3 separate regions of the Homo sapiens genome follow, and regions 1 and 3 are each linked to region 2. The links are chromatin loops, found by intact Hi-C in ENCODE. Cell type or tissue: B cell. All regions are shown on one strand. Region 1 overlaps LOC105377136 (a long non-coding RNA gene). Region 2 has its middle 34 kb from the start of TMEM50B. Region 3 overlaps SYNJ1 (synaptojanin 1).

Region 1 (5,000 bases), 520 kb before region 2:
ATGAAAATCATTATTTAATGGGATCATTATTTACATTTGATTGGCATCCTCTTTTTATAAGCCCACAGGTTTGAACCATTTCTCTGCTCTGGTACCCAGGCAGTAGAAGGGCACAGTGGAACGGAAGGAGCGTGTAGCCAAATTTCTTAGGTGAAGATTCTGCTTGTCATTATTTTAAGAGAAGGGACTTCCAGCAGCTGCTAGAGGTTTCTCTCATTTTCAAGTAAGGCGCTTCCTGAATAATAAAAAATCAAACCTCCGCCAGGCATGGCTCTGACATTGGAGACATATATTGCTAAACTAATAGGCTGGCTGGCCATTAGGAGATCACGACCTCGGCTCTTATCTTTTGTCAAGTTAACAGCTGACACCTCCTCTGCATGTAGACTTTCTTCTAGGCCTAAGGTAGATGCTGCTCCTCTAGCTAAGCTGGTGAGCTGAAGGCAGGCAGGAAACCAGTGCAGTTGGGCTTAAGGAGCTGACGCAGAGTCCCTCGGAAGCATGGTTCTTTCCATATTGGTTGAACTTTCTCTGCACAAATCTATGGTCCAAATCTATGAGTGAGGCAGATAAGGCTCTCACCTGAGTGACCCTGAGCAGGTCCCCTTAATCCCTGGCTCTGTTTCCTTATTCATATTTATTTTATTTTTAGAGACAGAGTCTCTCTCTGTTGCCCAGGCAGGAGTGCTGTGGTGTGATCATGGCTCACTGTAACTTCAAACTCCTGGGCTCATGTGATCCTTTGGCCTCAGCCACTGGTGTAGCTGGGACCACAGGCATGTGCTGCCATGGCTGGTTAATTTTCAGAATTTTTTTTGTAGAGATGGGGTCTCGCTATGTTGCCCAGGCTGGTCTTGAACTTTTGGGCTCATGTGATCCTCCTGCCTCTGCCTCCCACAGTGTTGGGATTACAGGCGTGAGCCACTGCACTCAGCTCTTTATTTATAAAATGTGATTGGACTGGGATTTCGCCTTGCCTTTTCCATTCTAGAAAGGACTTCAGCACAAAATAAGAGTAAAATCCTCATGGAATTTGCCATCTGGTTGAAAAGAAAAACTAGTGGCTGAAAATAGTCACGAAGAATTCAAGAACACAGTATAGTGTGTTACCTAGAATTATAAGAAGAATTTAAAAAAGGGAGACATTGGGGATTTGTAAGGGCTCCAGGCCAATTCCCTGAAATCAGCTGGGCCTGAGTGGGTGGAGCAGACGCAGGGAGAGGGCGGAGCTTCTGCCGACCTTGCAGAGTGAGTAGGATGGAAGGGCAGGAGGAGGTCCAAGCGACAAAGGCAGGCATGAGCATGGGGCCTGCATGCGTCTGGGTGTATGTGGACAGTGGGATGGGAGCTACCTGTGATCAGACCTGCTACATGGAGGCAAGCTGGGGGGTGCAAAGCCAGAGGAGACAGATGTGCAGGGGCAGAGGCAAGAGACATTTGGTGAGTGCAGAGGCCACAGCAATCTGGCTTTTTATCTCAGTGACTCTAAGGTCTGTCTTCAGGCTGATGGATGTGACAGCATGCCATCACTCGACAGATATTTACTGAGGTTCCCTCTTTGCTTGAGGAACTGTGGGGAATACAAAAATCAGAATATTCTGGACCTGCCCTCAGGGAGTTTATAATCGAGTCATTCCTTCAACTAATATTTCTTCAAGGACCTCTCTTTGCCAGGCTCTGCTAAGAATAATGGCAAATAATGGTTTCTTGGTCCCAGCCCTCGTGAGTTTATGGTCAAAGAGAAGAGACAGGCATATTATTTGACTAACTCCATTTCAAGTCAGACTGTGATGAATGTTGTGGCCAAGGTGGGAACAGAGACTTGTAGGAACACAGATAAGGGTGTGCTTAAGTCTGTCTGTGAGAATCACAGAAACTTCCAGGCACCTTCAAGGGCTCTAGAGCAGCACTGTCCAGTAGAACTTGCTGGAATGACAGGAATGTTCTTTACCTGCATTGTCCAGTGTGGTAGCCACATATGGCTGTTGAGCACTTGAGATGTGGCTAGAGTGACTGAGAAGCTGAATTCCTCATTTTAATCCATTGGAATTTAAATAGTCACATGTGATTAGTGGCCACCATATTGGATAGTGCAGCTGTAAAATGGTTAATAAAATGGTAGTGCAGATGACATGACTGGTGGTGCGATTTATGTGGAATGACATGTCTTCTTCCTTACAAAGGGCACTTTCCTTCTGTGCAAGGGTAGCAACATCCTAGAAGCCAGAGAAATAGCTGTTCCTTCAGTAATGCTATATCCCTTTGACCAACATCTCACTATCTTCATAGGCCACACACAGTGGGTGTATTGATTGATGCTGGCATAGACACACTGATAGGTAAAAAATGAAAAAGAATTTTAGATATAGAACGTCTTTTCTCCTCTTCTCTTCTAGTCTGAGTTCAAATCTCTCCTCTTCTGGCAATGTTTGGTCTTCCCTGGACCATCTTGGAGAGCTGAGAACCCTAAAAGCAGCACCAGCCTGCCCACCAGGGGGCAGCGCACGCACCATGAGGTTGTTCACTGGGCTTATCAAGATCTATCTGGCTAGGGTTGTTTTCCAAGGATTGGGAAGAATCGCTTCGGTCCTTCTTTGGAATTTGCTCTGAAGTCTTCTTCCCTTCATTGCTCCTGTTAGATGCTCCACAACAAGTGAAGAAATGAGGAAATAGATTTCTCTTCCCACATTAAAGCAAAGTTAATAAAATGGTCATGGGCACTGGAGAAGTCTTTGGCTTTGGTTTTGTTTATGCGATCATTTTTATGATAAAGATAGGAAAGGAAGAGTCCCAAAGCCAAGGCCATTGAGAGGAGATGAGTGGGGATTTCCACTCAAGGATGGCGAGTTGAATGCAGGGGTTAGCCTCCAGTCCCTCCTGAAACCCCACTAAAGCAACAACAGGGGAGGTATTTTGGAAGACATATAAACCTACGGAATGAAGAGAACAGAAGCAATGATAATAGCAATAAAATCTGAAAGTTTGGAAAGCAAATGTAAGTTTGGTAACTGTGATGGTGAATATTAGGTGTCAACTTGATGGGATTGAGGGTGGCTGGTAAGGTATTGTTTCTGGATGTGTCTGTGAGGGTATTGCCAGAGGAAATTGACATTGAAGTTGGTGGGCTGGGAGAGGAAAACCCACCCTTTATGTGGGTGGGCACCATCCAATCAGCTGCCAGCAAGGCTAGAGCAGAGCAGACGCAGAAGGAGAAGGTGCAATGAGCTGGCTTGCTGAAGCTTCTGGCCCTCCTTCTTCTTCCCATGCCAGACACTTGCTTCTGCTCCTCCTGCCCTTGGATATCAGACTCCAGGTTCTTTGGCCTTTGGACTCTGGGACTTGCATCAACAGTTTCCCTGAGGGTTCTCAGGCCTTTGGCTTAAAGGTTGCAATGTTGGCTTCCCTGGCTTTGAGGTTTTCGGACTTGAAGTGAGCCACTACCAGCTTCTCACTTTCCCCAGCTTGCAGATGGCCTATTGTGGGACTTTGCCTTGTAATCATGTGAGCCAATTCTCCCTAATAAACTCCCTTTTATATATACATGCATCCTATTGGTTCTGACCTCTGGAGAACCTGGACTAATACAGTAACTGATGCAACAGGGCTGAGAAAGCGGAACCATAAGCAGCCAGTGGGGCAAGCTAAAGTCAACCCAGTTGCTCATAAACTGGTGACACCAGAGACCTATGGAAGTGGGAATCAAGGTGGATCTACAAGCAGAAGGACAGATTAAACATCCTTCAGGTCCTTTTAAGAAGTAGTTAGATCTCCAGCCTTCCTCGCTTATTCTTCGATGTCAGGCGAGAGAAATGTTCGCATTCCAAACGTTGAGATCACTGGTCATTTTCCTGATCATGTTTCCAGAATAATGGTAATAAGGACTATAGCTTCCATGGGAGAGCCGTGAAGCCTTCACTGCAGCTCTTCCAATAGTATGAGAGGAAAGAGTCATACATACTGCCATCCAAGATTCCCCAGGGAAACGGCCCAAGCAGGTCACTGTGCTGAAGCCCAGACAAGCCCCATGTAAATGCACAGAGCTTACCATCAGCTGTTAGTGACCCATTATTCAATACGGGGAGATAGTTAAAGACCATTTGGTATTTGAGAACAGCCTCTAAGGCAGAACCAGAGAAAGGTGGAAAGTAACTCAGAGCTAACATAAGTTATAGAAGCTATGAAGGGAGAAGAAATGTTTAAAAATTATTAATCATTACTATTCTAAGAATAAGCTATTGCATCCATGGAATAAGAATAAGATACTAATTTTATTTTTAATTGACAAATGATAATTGTATTTATTTTATGAGCTACAAGGTGATGTTTCAGTACATGTATACATTGTGAAGTGATCAGTTCAAGCTAATTAACATATTCATCACCTCAAATAGTTATCATTTCTTTGTGGTGAGAACATTTAAAATCTACTCTGTTTCCTATTCTTAAATATAATGTATATTAACTATAGTCACCATGCTATGCAACAGATAACCAGAACCTATTTCTCCTGTCTTTGTACCCTTTGACCAGTATCTCCCCTTTCTCCATTCTCCTTTTCTCCCCTGCCCCAGCATCTGACAATCGCCATTCTTCTCCCTGTTTTCATGAATTTGACTTTTTAAGATTCAACATATAAATAAGATCATGTGGTGTTTCTGCTCCAAACCAGTTCTCTCGAACTTAGCCAAATGTCCTCCAGGTTCATCTATGTTGTAGTAAATGACAGATGTCCCCTTCTTTTTTTTAAGGCTGAGTAGTATTGCATTTGTGTGTGCGTGTGTGTGTATAAAATATTTTTTATATCAGGCACTTTGGTTGTTTCCATATCTTGGCTATTGTGAAGAATGCTGCAGTGAACATGGAAGTGCAGACATCTCTTTAACATACTGACTTCAGTTCCTTTGGATATATACCCAGAAGTGGGGTTGCTGGATCATATGATAATTCTATTTTTAGTTTTTTCAGGAACCTCCATACTGTTTTCCATAATAACTGTACTA
Region 2 (5,000 bases):
TGTCCTCCAGATCCAGACACTTCTCAAGTGGCCAGCCCCATGCTAACTACTAAAATAGTGGAGCACCAGTAGTCGGGGCTGTGGGTACATTCCTGTAGGCTGTGCACCGCACAACCCCACAGGTGCTGTTGACCTAAACAGAACACAAAGGCACACAGCAACTGCTAGTAGTCCTGATACGTAAGCCACTCAAGTTCCAAATGCCTAGTCACAGAAGACAAAGACTGAAGAACCATTCCAAATATTAGAGACACTGCAGGGATATGACGACTAAATGCAACGTGTGACCATGGGCAGGATCCTGCCACAGAAAAATAGTATTTTTCTTTACTATAAAGTACATTACAGGGGTAATCTGAAGAATTTGAATAAGGCACAAAGTACTGTATCAATGTTAATTTTCTGACTTTGGCATCGTATCGCAGTGATGTTTGGGGGGAAATATACACAGGATTCAAGGGTAAGTAAACAGGCGTCACATCTGCAGCATGCTGCCAAACATTTAAAATAACAGACCAAAGCAAATGTAGTAAAATGTTAACTTCTGGGAATCTGAAAGGTTATACAGGAATTCTTTGTGGTTTTTTTTTGTTTGTTTGTTTGTTTTTTTACAGAGTTTCGCTCTGTCGCCCAGGCTGGAGTGCAATGGCGGGGTCTTGGCTCACTGCAACTTCCGCCTCCTGGGTTCAAGCGATTCTCCTGCCTCAGCCTCCCAAGTAGCTGGGATTATAGGCACCTGCCACTACGCCTGGCTAATTTTTGTATTTTTAGTAGAGATGGGATTTCACCATGTTGGCCAAGCTGGTCTTGAACTCCTGACCTCCGGTGATCCGCCCACCTTGGCCTCCCAAAGCACTGAGATATAGGCGTGAGCACCATGCCTGGCCTCTTTGTGCTATTTTTATAACTCTCCTGGTAAGTCTGATGTAATTTCAACATAAAAAGTTAATCTCAGGCTGGGCGCAGTGGCTCACGCCTGTAATCCTAGCACTTTGGGAAGTTGAGGTGAGCAGACCGCTTGAGCTCAGGAGCTCCAGACCAATCTGGGCAACATGGTGAAACCGTGTCTCTACAAAAAATACAATTAGCCAGGCATGGTGGCGTGCGTCTGTAGTCCAAGCTACTCAGGAGACTGAGGAGAGAGGATCTCTTGAGCCTAGGAGGCAGAGGTTGCAGTGAGCCGAGCTCACACCACTGCACTCCAGCCTGGGTGACAGAGCCAGACCCTGTCTCAAAAAAAAAAAAGGTTAATTTCTAAACTCACAACTTCCATGGTGGGAGGGAAGTACACTGATCACACTGAATAATGTTTTTGGCACCAGGAGTAGAAACTGTTGGAGCACAGACCTGTACTATAGTCCCAGCTACTCGGGAGGCTGAGGCTGGAGGGTCACTTGAGCTCAAGAGTTCCAGGTCGAAGTGTGCAATGTTCATGCCTGTGAAAGCCACTGTACTCCAGCCTGGGTAAAATAGTGAGACTCCATCTCTTTACAAAAAAAAAAAAAAAAAGAAAGAAAAAGAAACAAAAGAAACTGCTGGCTGGGTGCAGTGGTTCATACCTGTAATCCCAGCACTTTAGGAGGCTGAGGTAGGCAGATCCTTTGAGCCCAGGAGTTCGAGACCAGCCTGGGTAACATGGTGAAACCCCATCTCTACAAAACATTAACAATTAGCCAGGATGTAGTGGCATGCACCTGAGCTACTTGGAAGGCTGAGGTGGGAGGATCGCTTGAGCCTGGGAGGTGGAGGGTGACAGAGTGAGACCCAGTCTCAAAAAAAAAAAAAAAAAACCAGAAACTGCTGCTGGAAAAGAGCACAATTTACATCCTTTTTGGAGAGCTCTCTGGTTTTATGTCTAGACCTCTGGGGTGGGGAAGAGGTCAACATGCTCCCCAAATCAAAGACCCAGCACTCTCTACACTGGCATAATCCATGAGGGTCTAGGCAGCCTGTCCTGCCATACTTACTCAAAGAAATTTAAAATATCCTATCTGCCACAGCTGAAAGAATTGAAGAGGCATTTACTGCTATCCAAAACCCTAAGTAAAATTACTTAAGCTGTGATAAAAGTGCTACAAAAAAATGCTCTGGCAGGCTCTAAACTTGGAAGTCTTGTTTTTCTTAGCATGGCATGCCACCTTGTGGCAAAAAGCTAAAAAGTCATCAGATGAGAAAGGAAACATCCCTTCAAAAGTCATCATAAGAAATGCCGGGCACGGCGCCTGTAATTCCCTGCACTTTGGGAGGCCAAGGCTGGCGGATCGCTTGAGGTTAGAAGTTCGAGACCAGCCTGGCCAACATGGCAAAACCCCATCTCTACTAAAAATACAAAAACAATTAGCCAGGCGTGGTGGCATGTGCCTACAATCCCAGTTACTTGGGAGGCCAAGGCACGAGAATGGCTTGAACCCAGGAGGCTGAGGCTGCAGTGAGCCACTGCACTCCAGCCTGGATGACAGAGTGAGACTCTGTCTCAAAAAAAAAAGGAAAAAAAAAGCCTACTTGTGTGAATCACTTATTATTTCCAGGAACTTTGTTAAGCATTTCCTCAGATTAATTCTCAAACATACTTACAGACAGGGAAACAGTCTTGCAGTCAAATAGCTAATAAATGGCAGTGCCAGAATAAGGGAATAAGGGAGAAGTAAACCAACCTAAACTTAAATCCATAGGCCTCCGAGAATCCCAGCGCCCAAACCACAACTGTCTAGTAACAACGCAATTGGAAGAATTCTTCCTACTGTGCCCTCCTGCCACCATTTTTATTCCCCATAATCAGGCTGGCCACAGGCTTTTCCCAAAGCCAGCCATGCCCACACCTAAACATTTTCCTCTCCTTTTGTTAATTCCCTGTGTTCTATCTATTCTAAAGCCACCATAGCAGCACTTTCCCCAAATTACATTTTTCTTTTATTTTTTTTATTTTTTATTTTTTATTTTTTTTTGAGACAGTCTTGCTCTGTTGCCCACACTGGAGTACAGTGGCTTGATCTGAGCTCACTGCAGCCTCTGCCTCCTGGGCTCAAGCAATTCTCCTGCCTCAGCATCCCAAGTAGCTGGGATTACAGGCATGTACCACCATACTTGGCTAATTTTTTGTATTTTTAGTAGAGATGGGTTTCACTATGTTGGCCAGGCTGATCTCGAACTCCTGACCTCAAGTAATCTGCCCGCCTCGGACTCCCAAAGTACTGGGAGTACAGGCGAGAGCCGCTGTGCCTGGCCCCAAATTACATTTTTCAACATGTTCCAGGAGATAAATTTCCAAGTCTCAGTAATAGAAAACACCATATAATTGACACCCTCCTCCTAAAGACATACAATACACACACACACACACACACAAAAAAAAAAAAAAAAAAAAAAACCTCTAAGAAAGAAAAGAACTTTACAGAATTTTAAAAAGGTGTTTTGGAGCCTAGTGTGGTGATTTGCACCTCTAGTCCCAGCTACTCAGGAGGCTGAGGCAGGAGGATCACTTGAGCTCAGGAATTCAAGACCAGCCTGGGCAACATAGCAAGACCCCTCTCTAAAAAAGACTAAGCAAGAAGGCGGGGCGCAGTGCTCACGCCTGTAATCCCAACACTTTGGGAGGCCGAGGCGGGTGGATCACCTGGGGTCAGGAATTTGAGACCAGCTTGGCCAATATGGTGAAACCATGTCTCTACTAAAAATACAAAAATTAGCCGGGTAGGATGGTACCCACCTGTAACCCCAGCTACTCGGGAGGCTGAGGCACGAGAACCATTTGAACCTGGGAGACAGAGGTTGCAGTGAGCTGAGATTGCACCACTACACTCCAGCCTGGGTGACAAGAGCAAAACTCCATCTGAAAAAAAAAAAAAAAATCAAGAAATAAAGAAAGAAAAAACATGTTTAGACCTAGTTCAGCCCAGGGTTTCCCAAGCTTCTTTGACACACACACCTTTTCTCAGGTACACCTTCAGGGCCACCAGTGTTCTAAAAGCAACTTGGGAAAGGTGCAACTAAATCTAAAAAGGAGAGCTGAGTGTGGTGGTGCACACCTATAGTAGACTGAGGGGAGGACTGCTTGAGCCAAGGAGTTCAAGGCAGTAGTGAGCTATAATCACACCACGGCGTTCCAGCCTGGGCAAGAGTAAGACACTGTAAAAAGGACTCCATAAAAAAGAACAATGAAAACAAAGACTCCTGAGTTGATGTTGTGACTGAAAACCCTTCCACTGGGGAAAAATGTAGAGATCATGAGTTCAATGCACCCATGTCAAACCCTCTGGGGGCTCTTGCTCAAGGGGCCAAATTATATGGTTTGATATCATCAATCTTTCAGTCTTCCAATTTCATTATGTTGATGCAAATCAATGTCAAGTCAACGTCTTGTGTATAGAAATACACACACACACACACACACACACACACACACACACACATATATATATATACTGGAAAAATACAGCCTCTGGGTTTTTACTCAGTGGCAACAGCACAAGGAATACAAGGATCTTAGAGCAATAAAATGGAATACTCTGATAATATTGGTCCACACACAAAAAACACTCAGATTCAATGACCACTGAATCTATGTGACAGCTTGAGAACCTTAGTAAGGGAATCACATGCATTTGTAGATGATTACCAAAGATTCTGCCCTAACTCATAATATTTCTAAGAGTGGATACTAACATTATCTCTTTTATGTTTTTATTTATTTTTTATTTTCTAGACGGAGTCTCGCTTTGTCACCCAAGCTGGAGTGCAGTTGCACGATCTTGGCTCACTGCAACCTCTGCCTCCCGGGTTCAAGCAATTCTCCCTGCCTCAGCCTCCCGAGTAGCTGGGATTACAGGGGTGCACCACCACGCCTGGCTAATTTGTTGTATTTTTAGTACAGACCGGGTTTCAGTATGTTGGCCAGGCTGGTCTCGAACTCCTGACCTCATGATCTGCCCGCCTCGGCCTCCCAAAGTGCTGGGATTACAGGCGTGAGCCCCCACGCCTGACCACATTATCTCTTTTTTTAA
Region 3 (5,000 bases), 790 kb before region 2:
AACAAGATGTGAATATTTTTGGTATTTGCAAATGAACTGTGTAGCTGTGATCAATATGCTGTGCTGACAGTTGGCACCTTTGTGGGTACAGATCTTCCTTGGCTCAAAGTGTTACTGATATTAGAATTCCTTGAAGGCATAATAATGGAGAGGTTGAAAGTTGCTGAACTGAGTGGCACAGCTGTGTTTATTAGTAATTTAGCATCCACACTGAGCTTTAAAGTCAGAATCCTAAGAATTCATAATCCTTTACTTGCCAAGTAGATATGAGTACTAAAATCAATCCAATTTCAGAACTTAACACGCTTTACAAGTCATATATTACTTTTCAAAGTCAACAAAATTCTTTTATATTCATCAAAAAATACTAACAAGCATTCTTAAATACCTATCACCATAATGGCCAATTAAGATGTAATTCCTTAGGACTATCCCCTTGGTAGAGACCAGGGCCAAATGAAAAGGAAGAAATTTAGAAGACCAAAAAAATATTCAAAAAGATACATAGAGGTTCACTGGAATATTGGCTTTAATAATTAAGAATAGGAAATAATCTAGATGTCTATAGGAGTTTGGTTTAATAAATGTATATATTTATTCACAAAATGAAATTAATGAAGCCATTAAAAATGACATATTTGTTTAAGATGTCCCTGACACAGTCATAAGAGGTAGTAAGAAAATAGCTTTATAACACGGTTTCAATTTGTGTTTGCGTATATGCATATCCCATTTGTGTTAATGTGTTTGTGTGTATATAAAATCCCATTTGTATTTACATATGTATATGCTAATATTAAGGTTAAGAGAAATTACTTCAGAATGGTAGCATTATGTGAGTGGTCTTATTTTTAATTCTTTTCCATGTTTCCTGATACATGATTTTACATGAGTATACTAGTATTACATTTAGGAAAACAAACAAAACTCTACAAAACCTATTTCAAAAGCAATACACACAAAGAATTTTTTTTTTTTTTTTGAGACAGAGTCTCGCTCTGTTGCCCAGGCTGGAGTGCACTGGTGCAATCTCGGCTCGCTGCAACCTCTGCCACCCAGGTTCAAGTGATTCTGCTGCCTCAGTCTCCCAAGCAGCTGGGATTACAGGCGCCCACCACCACGCCTGGCTACTTCTTGTATTTTTAGTAGAGACAGGTTTTTGCCATGTTGGCCAGGCTGGTCTCAAACTCCTGACCTCAGGTGATCCACCTGTCTCGGCCTCCCAAAGTGCTGGGATTACAGGCGTGAGCCACCGCACCCAGCCTAATACATACAAAGAATTTTTTTTCTCCAAAGAAGTTGATGTGACAGAAGAAGCAGCTCAGGACAGTGCTCACAGAGTTGCTCAGTGCTGCAGGAATCAGGCCTAGAGTACAATCCATCTTGTGCACTGACTATATACTTAGAAATTTAGGATTTGGGTCTAAAGGAGTTCAGAAAAAAATGACAGATGAAGCACTTCAGAGAAGTAAAACTATTCCAGGCCAACAATGTAAGTTTCCGTCATCAATGACTTTTCAAATCACAGGTTAGGAATATCTCCATTTGTTAAAAATTTCTAAAATACTTCAATGGGATGGATCTGTTATCTCTGGAAATTAATTTAGTTATGTTTGAAGAAGATAACTAGGTAAGCCAAGCCAATGAAACAAATTCCTAGGAATAATGAGCACCTCTCTCCCTTGTTTTCTGGTACATAATGCATTTTCTTCACTTGATAGAATGTTTTTCTACTATACAGATAAGCCAGACTACCCCCAATTAAAACTTTAAAACTTTTTGCATCATAAAATGTAATAAATCAAATTAGGTGCTAAACATGTTTCCTTCTTAGTCTATATCAACAGTTAATATCTCTGGGGAGGGGCCAAAATAAGCCTAGGCTAGTCAGAAATCCAGTCTAAATAAAAAACATTAAATAACTCCTCGAACATACCATAAGGTCTTTTCCCCTCCCATTTAGATAATCTTGCTGCATGTCTATAAAAATATCATACCATCTTCAGACATTTAATTTCAGAATGGTTTAGAATCAACAAATGCTACCTTACCTCTTTACCATTTAGGCTCAGAACATTCAAGGCAGAGCTTCCCTCCAAAAATGTAACCCACATTTTATCTTCTACAAATCTTTAAGAAAAACAATAAAAAACCATAATTAATACCATAGACATAACAAGCTCAGTGACTACTCCCATGATTATTGATCATTAACAAGGGCCACAAGAGGCCAGGAAGTAAAAAGTAAAGGAGGGAGCGCAGGTAGGGCTGGTGGTGACCTGGAGAGGGCACTCTTCCCCTAAAAACACTCTAACTCCAATTTCAAATACTATGTTAATGGAACAGCCACAAGAAATGAGTCTGTGCACCTCCATTTGTGATCACTGCTAATCCAGTCCCATCCAATCCTCCATTTCATTGACAAGGCAAAAAGGGACAGAGGTTAAGTGACTTGTTCAAAGTGACTCTATAAGGAGAATATGTTACAGGGCTGGGATCCAAGTCTCCGGACCCCACAACCCAGTACTATGTATTTTCACTGTCTCAGTGACTTCCCTGAAGAAAATTTCCTATGATCAAAAAAGATGAGAGTTGCCAGTGAAAGAAAACAAAACCAGACTGGCCCCAAGAAGCCTTAGATAAGTTATGCTCCTTGTCTTTCATCATTGACAAACATTTACTCTTTTGGGACTTCAATGGTCTTTGATAGGATTCCAAGTTTTTACTTTTGAAATAAAAAAACTATCAAGAGGAAAAAAAAAATAAAAAGGACAGAAGAAGTTCTGAAGAGGGTCGCAGGTATGTAATGAAGTTATTATTCAAAAAAGAACAAATTATGATGTTATCAGTCTTATTACAGAAAATTTGGCGAGTTAAACCACAAGTTCAGAAATCTTTACAGATTTTTCCACAATGAGAGGAAAACATGTACACACAAACACACACACACACACAGAGTATCACTCTCCCCCTAACCCCCTACTTAAACTAGGATTCCAAAGTATGAATTATGAATATTAAGAGGAAAAGGCCAAAACAAAAGTGTGCATAAGTACTTCACCCTGGTAAAATCAAGGGCCTGGAGGGAACCGATTTCTACAATCCCACAGATATGACCAAGGCAACTGACTCAATTTCTTTGGCATAAAACTAAATTGCAGGATGCTATCCTTTGAAATACACAGGGAGACCATTCTTACCTAACTACACGAAGGTATCTTTTTCAGATTGTTGGCAATGGAGACTATCCCTCCTCCAAAGGTTATAATCACCACTGTAAGCATACATTTATGCTGCACCAGTCCCCTAAGACCCCAAACATTATTTGTTCTTTGATAGGTACCAACACTTTTGTGGTCCTGGGTTAGGGCTAATATCTTTGTCCTTATTCTCAATCAGCAATGTGCCCCTTACACATTTCTAACTTTAACAAGGGATTCTGGTTCTTATATCTATTGATTTATGTAAGTTCTTTTGGAAGCTATATTTTCTTCCTGCTTTCACTCACTACAGTAAAAGCTTCTAGACTCTTCCTTCAATTAATGTAAGCATCTATATGTATTTAAATTTATCCCATACACATTTCCAGGGAACCTCTTATTTAAAAATAAAGGGGTTCACAGGGTTTACTCACTCCTTAATGGCTGTCTTAATCTAGACTAAAAGGTAATAATCAGTTTCTTCTCACTACTTATAGAGATCCTCTCCTTGTTGACTTTCAGTGTTTGCTTTTTCTCTTCCAACTTAGTCATCTTGGGGTTTAACAACCAATATTCCAGGTTGGAGACACCCCATGGTTTTATAATGTTAGGTTAATGCCTTAGTTTCTTACCAATACTTTTCCTAATGATGACAAACATTTGTGGGAAACCTTCTGGCTTCAATTTAACAAGTTCTTTAGAGGTTGGGTTATAAAGACAGGTCCCTTTCCTGTATCAGAGTCTTTCATCCCTTATACAGTTTGGATTCTTTGTAGCTCAGTGCAGTATTTTACATTTGCTCAGGAAGACATTTATCTGCTACTCTGCTGCCCACTCACACAGTCTACATGATGCTTCTGGTGGTTTGGCATTTCTGTACTTGGCAAAGTATACTGTCATCTGTACACTTGCAGATTTCACTGTGTACTTTCAAGAACCTTAAGATTTTTGAAATGTTTTGTTTTGTTTAATTTGAAAGCTTTGGGATAGACCTTTGTCAAAAGATTTGAGGAAAGTCTAAACACAATTTCTTCTCCATTTGTTCATTTACTCTCTGAAAGGACTTGAGGTGTCTTTGATTTTCACTCTGTAGAAGCCATACCATCTTAATTCTGTGGACTACGCCCTTTAGGATCTGGGGGTGTCATTACACACATGCTGACTTTCCCTACTAGATTACAAGCAGGAGTTGTATCTTCCATTTCTCCTCTGCTCTTCTACAGCAACTAGTATAGAGATCTGCCCACCAAATATCTATCAAACATACCTAACTAAGCAAATGAATGGTATTTAAAGGGATTTAATGGTACCTCTTTCCCTATGAAATCCAAACACATGCACACATGCACATCATTCAGTCTCTCAAAACTGCTGTATAGTTGGAAGAGAACATTTTTAAAACAAGGAAACAGGCATCTGGTTCTGCAAAAGGCAGATGGCTAGATCAATGAGGGAAACCAAGACTAGAAGGAATGACTCTTGACTAGTCATCACATCTCTGTTAGAAATTAAACATACTTAAAATTACTCAAATTTCTTTAACTGAGGCAGGGAGGGAGTCATTCTTATCTCTCCTTAAAAAAAAATAGCAATCACAGCTTCATTTTGTTATAGGGTTTTGTTACATGTTCTATTGTATAGGAATCGTGAGAGTTCATATCTGAACTTGCACCTATTTTTGTTTTCAATTGTTCACATAAAGTTTCACTGTTTAGCTGGGTATGGTGGCTCACGCCTGTAATCCCAGCACTTTGTGGGGCTGAGCTGGGCAGATCGCTTAAGGCCAGGGGTTTGAGACCA

Evidence for each region. Peaks named below come from ENCODE experiments on the same cell type or tissue, not always from the same donor. Only the 100,000 strongest peaks of a DNase experiment are listed, where the experiment ranks them.
Region 1: a loop joins it to region 2, with 29 times the contacts of the local background. A loop is called at or near these places in 4 of 110 quality-filtered maps.
Region 3: a loop joins it to region 2, with 7 times the contacts of the local background. A loop is called at or near these places in 3 of 110 quality-filtered maps.

Annotation. Positions count from the first base shown.
Region 1 is chr21:32,919,373-32,924,372 of GRCh38, forward strand. All of the region lies in intron 4 of LOC105377136 (a long non-coding RNA gene), which reads left to right. Among named protein-coding and RNA genes, the nearest start is that of LINC01690, 37 kb to the right of the region's middle. RefSeq lists an enhancer at 1-435. In B cell, CTCF peaks have their summits at 2,456 (motif pointing right) and 2,661; a DNase peak (open chromatin) is centred at 2,499.
Region 2 is chr21:33,443,312-33,448,311 of GRCh38, forward strand. It overlaps a transcript of TMEM50B not described here. Among named protein-coding and RNA genes, the nearest start is that of TMEM50B, 34 kb to the right of the region's middle. In B cell, CTCF peaks have their summits at 2,143 (motif pointing left) and 2,344; a DNase peak (open chromatin) is centred at 2,130; H3K27ac peaks cover 1,830 bases.
Region 3 is chr21:32,651,237-32,656,236 of GRCh38, forward strand. SYNJ1 (synaptojanin 1) reads right to left here. Exons shown (of 33, transcript NM_203446.3): 22 at 2,052-2,130. Among named protein-coding and RNA genes, the nearest start is that of CFAP298-TCP10L, 41 kb to the left of the region's middle. In B cell, CTCF peaks have their summits at 2,274 (motif pointing right) and 2,481; a DNase peak (open chromatin) is centred at 2,305.